Regions from separate parts of the Homo sapiens genome. Here region 2 is linked to region 1. A link is a contact called in ENCODE Hi-C or POLR2A ChIA-PET data. All regions are on one chromosome and are shown on one strand. Each heading gives the region's core, a stretch centred on a gene start or an enhancer-like site at or near the end of the contact. The rest is flanking DNA. Distances are from core to core; before and after follow the strand shown.

Region 1 (5,260 bases), core at 1,724-4,223:
ATTCTTTGTGTTAAGGCCCAATTTATAAAGCTTAATTTTGGCAGTATTTAAAAACAAAATTCCCGTAGATCATTATTGACAGATAGGTGCATTCCTTGGAGTGTGAAACCTCTGAAAAAAAATAGAAAATGTCCAGCTTGGCTTTATATCTTGGAGATTGCATTTGTTGCTGCTAAATGAAGTTAGTAAGATTTGTGTTAACTGCTTAGTCATCTGGCACATTTCAAAAGATCACATCCTGTCTCTGTAGGACAAAAACAAAGCTCTAAAGAAAGCTATGTTAAGGGTGGGTGTTTTTTAATAATTAGACCAATCGGAAATTTAGTGAGAGACCATATAGCAGGGCTGTGCATTTAGAAATAGGTATGGGAATACATTGTTAAGTAACAAAAAATACTAAGTGGAGAAACTGCTGTTTCAGTTGCTTCTGTTTTTTTCACCTACCTTCATTTCACAAGCTGGTGTTAACAAGTCTTAAGTTGTGCATGGAAAACTTGGGTGAAAACAAGAAGCATATTCTGCAGCAAAAGCTGATTTCCCAAAAGTAGAAATGTCAGTTTTAAACCCTAATAAAATACCCTCTCTTTTGGAAGTGGCTATTACTGTGGGTCTAGCAAGATCACATACCCAGTGCTCAACATATTCACTAATTATGTGGCTGCTGATTGCTTCGATCTTTTTGACTTTTTTTTTTTTTTTTTTTTTTGAGACAGGTTTTTTGCTCTGTCACCCAAGCTTAAGTGCATAGGTGCAATCATAGCTCACTGCAGCCTCTATTTCCTGGGCTCAAGGGATCTTCCCTGCCTCCCCATTTGTATTTTTTTTTTTTTAGGGGCGTGGAGAAGAACCTGCTCCTCAGACTCCATAGCTTTAAAATCTCTCCAAATAGCGTCTCTGTCAACTGGCTGTATCCTGCCTTTACAACTTCTTTACCCCAACATTCTCCAAAGTGGCACTTTATTGAACAGTCAGCTTCCCTTGCAAAGACTTTTTTTCAAGTGCTTCTCCCTGATTCAGATACTTCACTCCCCTTTCCCCGAAAGACCCACAGCAAATTGACACCCTTCCATGAAATTCACAATGCTCCTGCCCTTGCCCAGCTCTCTTAGGGGCAGTATGTGGTCTGCAGCTATGTTCTCTCACATTTATGACTTCCTTGAACATTTAAGAACCTGGTGGTTACTTAAGGAACATTTTAAAAATAAATTTAAATTCAATGGCCGAATACAAATGACCATGAGATTGGAAGTTAAAACCTGTAAAAAAGATAAAAGGTTGGAAGTTAAAACTATAGTTAATTCACCTGAAACAAACATCTGATCCGGACATTTGGCATGATTCTGTTTGTATCAAACGATGAAAAATCGGCCGGGCGCGGTGGCTACTGCACTACAGCCTGGGCAACAGAGCCAGGCTGTGTCTCAAGAAAAAAAGAAAAAAAAAAAAAAAAAAAAAAAAAAAAGATCAAAGCACTTGTTACTGCATTTGAAATCCTGGATAGAAAAGATGTACAAGTGCCTCAACACAGTTCCTAAACTGCCTAGGAATTCTACTGCTTGTGAGAGGGTTTACATATTTTCTTAGCTTGACCTCTAATGGAAGAAAGGTCGTGTCAAGAACTATCCTTTTGGCCGGGCGCGGTAGCTCACGCCTGTAATCCCAGCACTTTGGCAGGCTAAGGCGGGCGGATATCTTGAGGTCAGGAGGTCCAGACCACCCTGGCCAAAATAGCGAAACCCCGTCTCTATTAAAATACAAAAATTAGCCGGGCGTAGTGACGGGCGTCTGTAATTCCAGCTACTCGGGAGGCTGACGCGCCAGGATCACTTGAACCCGGGAGATGGAGGTTACAGTGAGCAGAGATCGCGCCACTGCACTTCAGCCGGGGCCACGGAGCGCGAGACTCCTTCGTCTCAAACAAACAAACAAACAATTCTGGCCGGGCGCGGTGGCTCACGCCTGTAATCCTAGCACTTTGGGAGGCCGAGGCGGGCGGATCACGAGGTCAGGAGATCGAGACCATCCTAACACGGTGAAACTACGTCTCTACTAAAAATACAAAAAATTAGCCAGGCGTGTTGGCGGACGCCTGTAGTCCCAGCTACTTGGAAGGCTGAGGCAGGACAATGGCGTGAACCCGGGAGGCAGAGCTTGCAGTGAGCAAGATCGCGCCACTGCACTCCAGGCTGGGCAACATAGCGAGACTCCGTCTCAAAAAAAAAGAAAAAAAAAAAAAGAATCCTTTTGGAGAGGGAGCTTGTAGTTTAAGTAACTTAAACATCCACGTATAATAAAGCCACTTAGAAGGCGGTGCATTTTCACACGTTCTCAAACCAGGCCTGGGTTTTTCCGCGCAAGCTAAGGCCTCATTCCTACTGGGTAGGAGAGAAACATTGCAGCAAAATCCACACAAAGAGCTCTTTTCACTTGTCCTCAAAACCTCACGGGTCGCAAATCCGGGCTAAACGGCTCAGGGGCCTGGCTGGGGAACTGGGCCGAAGGTGGAACGGATCCCAGCCACCTCGGGGCCAGGAAAAGATGAAGTGTCGCAGGCCCGGCGTCCCCGCCCTCCGCCTGAGGCAACGGAGCATCTCTCTTCGAGTAGCCCATTTTCCAGAGAGTCTCCTCGGCTGCGAAAGCCAGACGAAGAGGGACCCAAAGCCACCGCAGCGGCAAGAGCCGGAGAACCACTGAGGGACAGCGCCCCCTGCAGAGGCGGTTGAACCGCTTCCCACAGCGCTGGGCGGGGCGTCGCGCAGTCCCTGGGCGCTGATTGGGCACTCCGTGTCCCCTCCCCCTCGGCCCGGCGCTGCCTCTGTCTCCTTTGACCTCGATTTCAAGCCATGCGCTGAGCTTCGGTTGGCCCGGCTTCCTTGAGGCGTAAGCTCGGTCTGTCCAATGAGGAGCGAGCGTCGCGGGGGCCGTCGGGAAGGGCGGCCGACCCATATAAGCAGCCTGCGGGGCGTTCCCTCGGGTTGTGGTTGGTGTGCGGGTTTCGGTTGGAGGACTCGTTGGGGAGGTGGCCTGCGCTTGTAGAGACTGCATCCCCGAGACGATGGCGGAGGGAGATAATCGCAGCACCAACCTGCTGGTGAGTCCTGGCTGCCTGTCCCCCGGGAGCCGAGCGAGGCCTCCAGACGTCCGTGGGCTCAAACACCGCGGCCTCGTCCCTGTCACCCGCCGCGGGCCCGGCCCTTCTCTCCCTGGGCAGGCGACGATGCCTGGCCCTCGGGCTTCTTGGGTGACTCCTGGGTGTCGAACCCTTACCTTTCCTGGGGACGGTGCGCGACGGGGCGAGGAGGGCGCGTGATTCATCACCGCGAGTAGGAGTCGAGGAGGAAGTGGGAGGCAGAGGGGCTGCGACACTAGCCTGGGGTGCGGGTGGGGGCAGAAGGCCTCCTGGGGCCTGTCCAGCGCTTTCGCGGCTCAGGCCCCAGCCGTATTCGGCTTTCCCCGTCTTTGATCTTAACCTGGATGTGCCTGCCTTCTTTTCCCCCTAAAACTTGGACAAGGGTGGAGGGTCAAAGGGCTACTGCCCAGAATTTATCTTAGAGCTGGTACAACTTAAAACGACAGGGAGGCTGCGAGCTCACCGTGGGGAACCGGGAGCGGGGTCCAGCTGAACAGACAATGGGATGTCTTGGCGTTTGTCTGGAATTTGGAAGTCTGGCGGGGGTGGGGTCACAGGACTACTGGAAACAGCTTTAGAGTAATAAGCAGGGATCCGAAGGAACTGCAGTGAGATGGTATCATAGGCGGACACATTTTTATTTGTTATGAATTTAAGCGCACCTTGTGGGCAAAAAACAAGAGAAATATCCTTGCATATTCTCAGTTGCCCTTCCCTGGTGACTGTAGGTCACATACCAGCAATGAAAAACGGAACCAAAGAATTTACTTAGGGGCTTTTGAACTTCCAAGACCCCAGACGCTGGCCAATGACGTGACTTCAGGGCAGTTTTGATTGTGCGTGATTTTATATTTGCTTTTAGAAATGCATGGTTTGTTCCTTTAAACACACGCTCCTTCTAGCATAGTTAGTTCTCAGCGTGGATCTTTTTAAGAGGATTAATTGAAGCACAGAGAAGTAGCTCAAGCCCTGTTGAAATGACAAATCCTGGGCTAGAGCTCCTGCTTCCCAACTCTCCTTCCAGCAGAGCAATATAACTCTAAGGAAAGCAACGCCTTTGGTCGTGGATTTCTTGGATGCAGATCAGTTAACCTCTGTATCTGTTTCCTCCTTGGTAAAATGGGGACAGTAATAACACCTTTTTTTAAGGGTTGTTAGGAAGATTAATTGAAGTATAAATATGAATGCTCAGCAGAGTGCCCACACATAGTAGTCTCTTTCACTAGTATTAAGCATGGAATATAAAGTCAGAAATATTGAGATCACACTAGTGCTCAGCGTGGCACAGATAGCGAGCGTCTTTGTTAAGATTAAGTGCCTTGTTCTGTCATTTGCATGATTTCCAGTGAATGACTTTTACAAAGAGACAAGGTCTCAGCCCAGGCTGGTCCCGATCTCCTGGGCTCAAGCAATCCCCCCCGACCCGCCAAGTGCTGGGTTTACAGGCGTGATCCACTGCATCCAGCCTGATAACATAGAGACACTTGAGTTTCTTATTCTAAATTTTTCTTCCTTTACCAAAACCAGCTTTAAGGGCTTTTGCCACATTAGCTCATCCTAGAGGCCCACTTTCGGCTGTTCAGAGTCAGAGAAATTTGAAGTATAATCAAAATGACATCCTGAGTGGTAAGAAACACTGTATTGAGGAGGTATATTGACCGTAAAATGCCACCTTAATTTGGTGAAAGTAGTTTTCCTTAATTGTCCAATGAATGTCAACATCTGAGTGATTCCATTACACAAAGAGCTATTTTAGAAATTGAATGCTATTCAGGGAAAGTCTTTCCTAATGGATTTAGAAGGGTTTAAATCAATAAGATGACAAAAACAACGGATCAATTCTAACCATCTGAAATAAACAAACTTAAAAAAAGTTATTTCATTTTATTAATACTCTGGGCACTGCCACGATTCCCCGCATGACTTTGAGAAAGTAAACCATTTTGAGCTCACTTTCTTTAATTGTAAATTGAGTCTAATTATCCCTACCTTGTGGCTCTCTGTAAGGATTAAGTTACATCATGTATATAAAGAATAGCCCAGTGCTTGGACTAGAAAAGTGACCATTAAAGGATATTTAGGCTGGGCCTGGTGGCTCACACCTGTAATCCCAGCACTTTGGGAAGACGA
Region 2 (5,260 bases), core at 2,005-4,504, 1.4 Mb after region 1:
AGGGACATTAAGAAAAATAAAGGCAGAAATTCACAAAACAGAATGCAAACACGATAGTATTAATTCATGAGATCCTTTAATGACCCAACCATACAAAGTGCTAATTTCGTTCCTCTTAGGGTTAGAATCTATGAATAGGCTGTAGGTTCCTTAATTCTCAATGCTTGCTCAATGCTTCTCTTATAGCAATTGAGTAAGGGAACCTGTCAGTAGCAGGAGGCACCACTGGTTTCATGTTATTAGGATGGGCGGGTTAGGGGAAGTTATCACTTAGCCTGCCCACATCAAAACACAGCACACTTCATGTACCTTTTTTCTGCTGATCAATTTCCTCTCATTTTTAAGAATAGTTAAGAATGGCAGAGTAGCTTATCATTTTGTAGAATACCTGTAGTGTCCTGCAGGTTCCCAGTGAACTTTCTCCCCAGTTTTCATGCCTTACTGTGTCTTGTAAAGCCAGGGTTTTCCTCATTACTGAGTGCCTTGAGCTCTGGGGAGCAGGTCCCTGGGGTGATGGGCAAGAGTCTTCTATCTCACTAAGCTCAAGGCTACTCCACAGCGGAAATGGGAAGCCGACCTTGTTGGTTTGGAATTGACTTTGATGTCCTCTCAGCAACAGCCATTGATAATCTACTGTGTGTCACATAGTAGAAGTTTTCTATGAGTGCATGCTTTACAGATGTACCCAGGATGTTTGCAGACACTTATTCATTCACTCAACAGATTTTACCAAGAGCCTACTAGGTGCCAGTCACTGCACGGGAGCTGGGGTTGGAGCAGTGGACAGAACGCGTTCCCTGACTTCCTGCAGCTCAGGTTCCGATGGAGGGGACAGTGAGTCAGGGAGAAGGGGAGGGTCATCTGGGAAGGCTTTTCCAACAAGGTGACATTTAAGATGAAACAAAGAGAAGATAGTCCGGCATGGATTGCGGGGAGAGGAGGTAAACAATGTGGTCATTATGACAAGGACATGAAAGTCATTTGGGAAGAAGGACAGGAACAAGAGCCTGCAGGGGCTTCCAGGCCACCATCAACTGTTTTCTGGGGTGAGGTTCCCAACAGCCCTGCTAATGGGTTCATCATCTCTGTTTTATTAAAAACCTAGAAAAGTTGACTGGTTTAGAAATTGCAAGATTTGGAGGTGGAACTTGAACACTTGCAAAAAGTTGATCACGTTCTTTGAAGACAAAAATCACTCTGTCCAACAACCTTCCCAGAGTCCCTCTGCAGTTATTATCACTCCACCTCCAATGAAAGAACATTTGTCCTTTGCATGCAACGGCTTTTTCGATTCCCCACCTGCCCCTGCAGAATGATGATGTCCCCAACTCGGAACTTCTCTCCCTCATCTCCATGTCAAAACTTACCTGTCTTTGGTCCTGTCCTAAGGTGTTTGATTTTGAGGGTGGTGGTGTCTTACACTCCCCTCAGCTTGGTAACACTGATCTAGAGAGATGGCAGATGGGGGCTGCCTGACCTGGCAGCAGTGTCTGTCTGTGATGGCGGGCTGTGCTGTGCTGGAATGTCTTAGTCTGTTTACGACGCAAGACAAAGTGATCTCGACTTTCAGGAGTCAGGATACCTGGATTCCAGAACCTGTTCTGTGTCTTGCTTGGTGTGGCTTTGGGCTGCCTGCCTTTCAGGTTCTCTGTTTCCCCGTCTTTAAAATGGTCTGAGGGATTCTGGGTCCCTTGTGCTCTGAACTTTTAGGTCTCTTGTGGTTACCTGTGCCCTGATTGCACATGTCTCTTCTTCCAGCCGTGTGTGTGACCCACGTGTCCTTTCCCACTTCCATGTGTACGTGGCTGTTTTGGTGTGATTGTCTGCAGAAAAGAGTCCTTTCCTCCCAGTACCTCCCACTTCTACCTAACAATAAACTCTAGAATCCTTCTCACCTTTTTTTTTTTGTTTGTTTGTTTGTTTGTTTGTTTTGAGACGGAGTCTCGCTCTGTTGCCCAGATTGGAGTGCAGTGGCGCAATCTCAGCTCACTGCAACCTCTGCCTCCTGGGTTCAAGCGATTCTCCTGCCTCAGCCTCCTGAGTAGCTGGGATTACAGGCGCCTGCCACCATGCCTGGCTAATTTTTGTATTTTTAGTAGAGGTGGGGTTTCACCATGTTGGCCAGGCTGGTCTTGAACTCCTGACCTCAAGTGATCTGCCTGCCTCCACCTCCCAAAGTGCTGGATTACAGGTGTGAGCCACCACTCCCGGTCCTTCTCACCTTTTATTAGTAACTGCCATCACCATCATAGCTGGTCTTGGATTCATTAACTCCATCAGGTTATTCCCAGTGGTGGAAACAGTGAATGGCACACAATAGGTGCTCAGTAAATATTTTTGTTTCCTTCAGAAATTGCCTGAAAGATCAGATGAGATGTCTTAAAAGTGAGAGCTATGGAACCCCACTTTAAGATGACATTTTAAGATCCAAAGGCCAAAGATATTCTAGAACAAGGAATCATGCCTTGTTCCATGGGTTCTTGTCAGCTCCTCACCCATACTGATGGCACCTTAAGGTCCACCTGTGTTCTTAGTAGTTGATGCATAGTCCTGTTGATGATGATAAATAATAGTAATTAGCAGCTACCATTTATTAAGCACATACTACATGTTAGGCGTTTTATATTTAATGCTTCCAACACCTAGTGTTGTCAGCATTGTCAGAGTCACTGTTTTATGGACAGAGGAAGTGAGGCACAGAGAGGGGAAGTAACTCTCGCAAGGTTGCACAGCTCCCCACAAGCCCGTGTGCATAACCACCACGTCACTTGATGCTAAGTCCCGTTGATGGGACTGAAGACCAGCCAGACAGGGGAGGCGCCCTCTTCCAGGTGCTGGGCCTGCCCCGTCCCCGCAGCCCATAGGGGAAGTGTCCACAGCTGCAGGCCTGGCAGACACCCAATCTTCTCCTACCCTCTCCAGGGGCTGCTGTTCTCCATGCCCGTGGAATTGCTGAGATCCTGCAGACAGCAGTGAGAAGCTGGCTACTGTCGTCAGAGCCTTTCCCCAGGATGGGGCTGCAGATTTGGCCCCAGCCCTCCTTTGGCCTGCTCAGCTGGCCTGGGGCAGCAGGAGAGAGTGGAAGAGAGGCATGAACTTGCTTTCATCAGAGGGAGCCCAGGGCATGCTCTGTGGGTTCAGAGGAACTTCCTTGGGCGTGTGGGTGAGACCAGGCATGGCATGACACTTATATGCCACTTCCTTCTCCACCAAAACGTCCCTCTTTGTCTCAGTTGGTGGAATGAAGTGCAATGCAGTAGAGAAGCACGGGGACTTGGCGCCAAGGTGCCGGAGTTCGCAGCCTGGCTCTGCCACCCAGCAGCTGTGTGACTGAAGTCTTTGTGCCTCAGCTCCTTCATCTGTAAAATGGGGATGATGATGAACCCACTTCAAAGGGTTGTCAGGAGAAATAAATGAGTTAATACATGCACCTCATTTAGCACAGTGTCTGGGCCTGTATTAAGCACCATAACATGCTGCTGCTGCTGCTTCCTCCTCCTCTTCCTCTTCCTCTGCCCTCCTCCTCCTCCACCCTCCTCCCCTTCCCCCTCTTCCTCCTCCCCCCTCTTCCTCCTCCCCCCTCCACCTCCCCTCACCCTCATCTTCCATTATTATTATTACTGTTGATTCTTGTAGGAGGAGGAGGAATTGGATGAGGGAGATTTGCCTGGTCAACTCTGCCTCTTCCTCTCCCTCCTTCCTCTGGAGCTGTGTGGGGACTAGATTGTGTTGCTGGCTGTGTGGCCTGCGGTCAGTCACATAGCTTCTCTGTATGCATTTTCCCACCTAAAATGAATACAGCAATTGTAATAATGATAATAATGATAATATGCTTCATTTTAAGATGCACATTTTTTACTGTGTCGCCCAGGCTCACAGCCATTTTATTTTATTTTATTTTTGAGACAGAGTCTTGCTCTGTCTGCGCCCAGGCTGGAGTGCAGTGGCGCAATCTCGGCTCACTGCAACCTCCGCCTCCCGGGTTCAAGCAATTCTGCCTCAGCCTCCCAAGTAGCTGGGATTTTAGGCATGTGCCATCACGCCTGGCTAATTTTTGTATTTTTAGTAGAGATGGGGTTTCACTATGTTGGCCAGGCTGGTCTTGAACTCCTGACCTCAAGTGATCCACCCGCCTTGGCCTCCCAGAGTGGTGGGATTACAGGTGTGAGCCACCACATCTGGCCAAAGATACACATTTTTAATATTTAGTAAATAGCCTTTCTGAAATCTGGGATGAATTTTACAATTGATGTGTATGTTTCCTTAATGTTTCAGCACACACCCTTTTGCCCCAAATTGTTATTCAATCAATGATGCATGTCACAAGCGACAGGGTCTTACAATGAAGCACAGAGGCCACAATGTCCACAATGTGCCAAGCAAGGTACTGGGTGTTTTTTAAATGCCTCATTTTTTAAAACTCTTACTGCAGCCCCAGAAGTAGTACTCATATTCTCCCATTTTACAAATGTGGACATTGAGGCTTAGAGGGTGAAAAGTGGCTTTCGTGGAAGGTCGCTTGTTCACACAGCAGAGCTGCTATCCAACCACCCTCCATGGGTCTTACGACATAGGCTGAAACTCTTTTTCCAAGAGCATCCCATAAGCACCTCTCTCCTTCTCCCTGGGATGTAGGAATATGTTCCTAAAGACAGCTTCAAGCTTCTAGGATGGAAATGCTAGTGGTAGTCTTAAAATATGAGCCCCTGCCAAGTTCCAAATGTCTTTGACCCATGAACTCAGCAGCAGGACGGCATGTCTGGGAGACCCTCCCAAGTCATGCTTTGTGCAGGACACAATGTTTTCGGAGCTTAAAGCGTTTTATAAAATAATGTGGGATTTGTCCCAGAGCCTGGCACAGGGTCTAGAATGCTTGAGTCCTGTTTTCCAGTTGGATTAAACTAAGGTCAGACATTCTGCCCCAAGCCTGAAATGTATCACGTGGGCTGGGAGCAGCCCCTGGCTGTCAGGTCCCTCCCAGGCTACAGGCACCCAGGGGACTTCCCATCTGTCTCTCTGTCCTGTGTTGAGAGTGATAGTGGTTGGTGGGCATTGGGAGGGTCTTAGGGAAGAGAGGAAATAAATAGCAGGCCGCTTGGTTTAGAGCAGGGCTGTTGGGCAGAGTCCAGAAATTATCTTGCTAACAGTGACAGTCTATGAGTTGGTGGGGAAGCGAGGTCGTGAATAATTGATTGCTGCTAACTGAGTTGTGAAAACCATTTTCGGAGATTCGAATGTGGAGGCTCTCCGAAGGAGGGAG

The links. A loop is a pair of places that touch in the nucleus more often than their neighbours do. ChIA-PET counts read pairs that join two places held with the same protein, here RNA polymerase II (POLR2A). Pooled maps may share reads with other maps.
Region 2: a pooled map shows a loop between it and region 1 (4-fold over the local background). The contact joins the enhancer-like site here to the promoter of ARL6IP1 in region 1. A Hi-C loop is called at or near these places in 1 of 50 pooled maps. POLR2A ChIA-PET finds 5 or more read pairs at or near these places in 2 of 52 experiments (AG04450 and GM12878).

The regions. Positions count from the first base shown.
Region 1 is chr16:18,799,262-18,804,521 of GRCh38, reverse strand. ARL6IP1 (ARL6 interacting reticulophagy regulator 1) reads left to right here and starts at 2,973. Exons shown (of 6, transcript NM_015161.3): 1 at 2,973-3,091. The coding sequence starts at 3,056. RefSeq lists enhancers at 2,430-2,669, 3,050-3,129, 3,350-3,469.
Region 2 is chr16:17,447,010-17,452,269 of GRCh38, reverse strand. All of the region lies in intron 1 of XYLT1 (xylosyltransferase 1), which reads left to right. Among named protein-coding and RNA genes, the nearest start is that of XYLT1, 21 kb to the left of the region's middle. Within about 2 kb of position 3,254, at least 13 of the 41 ENCODE cell types and tissues checked have a DNase peak (open chromatin) inside an H3K27ac peak, as active enhancers do.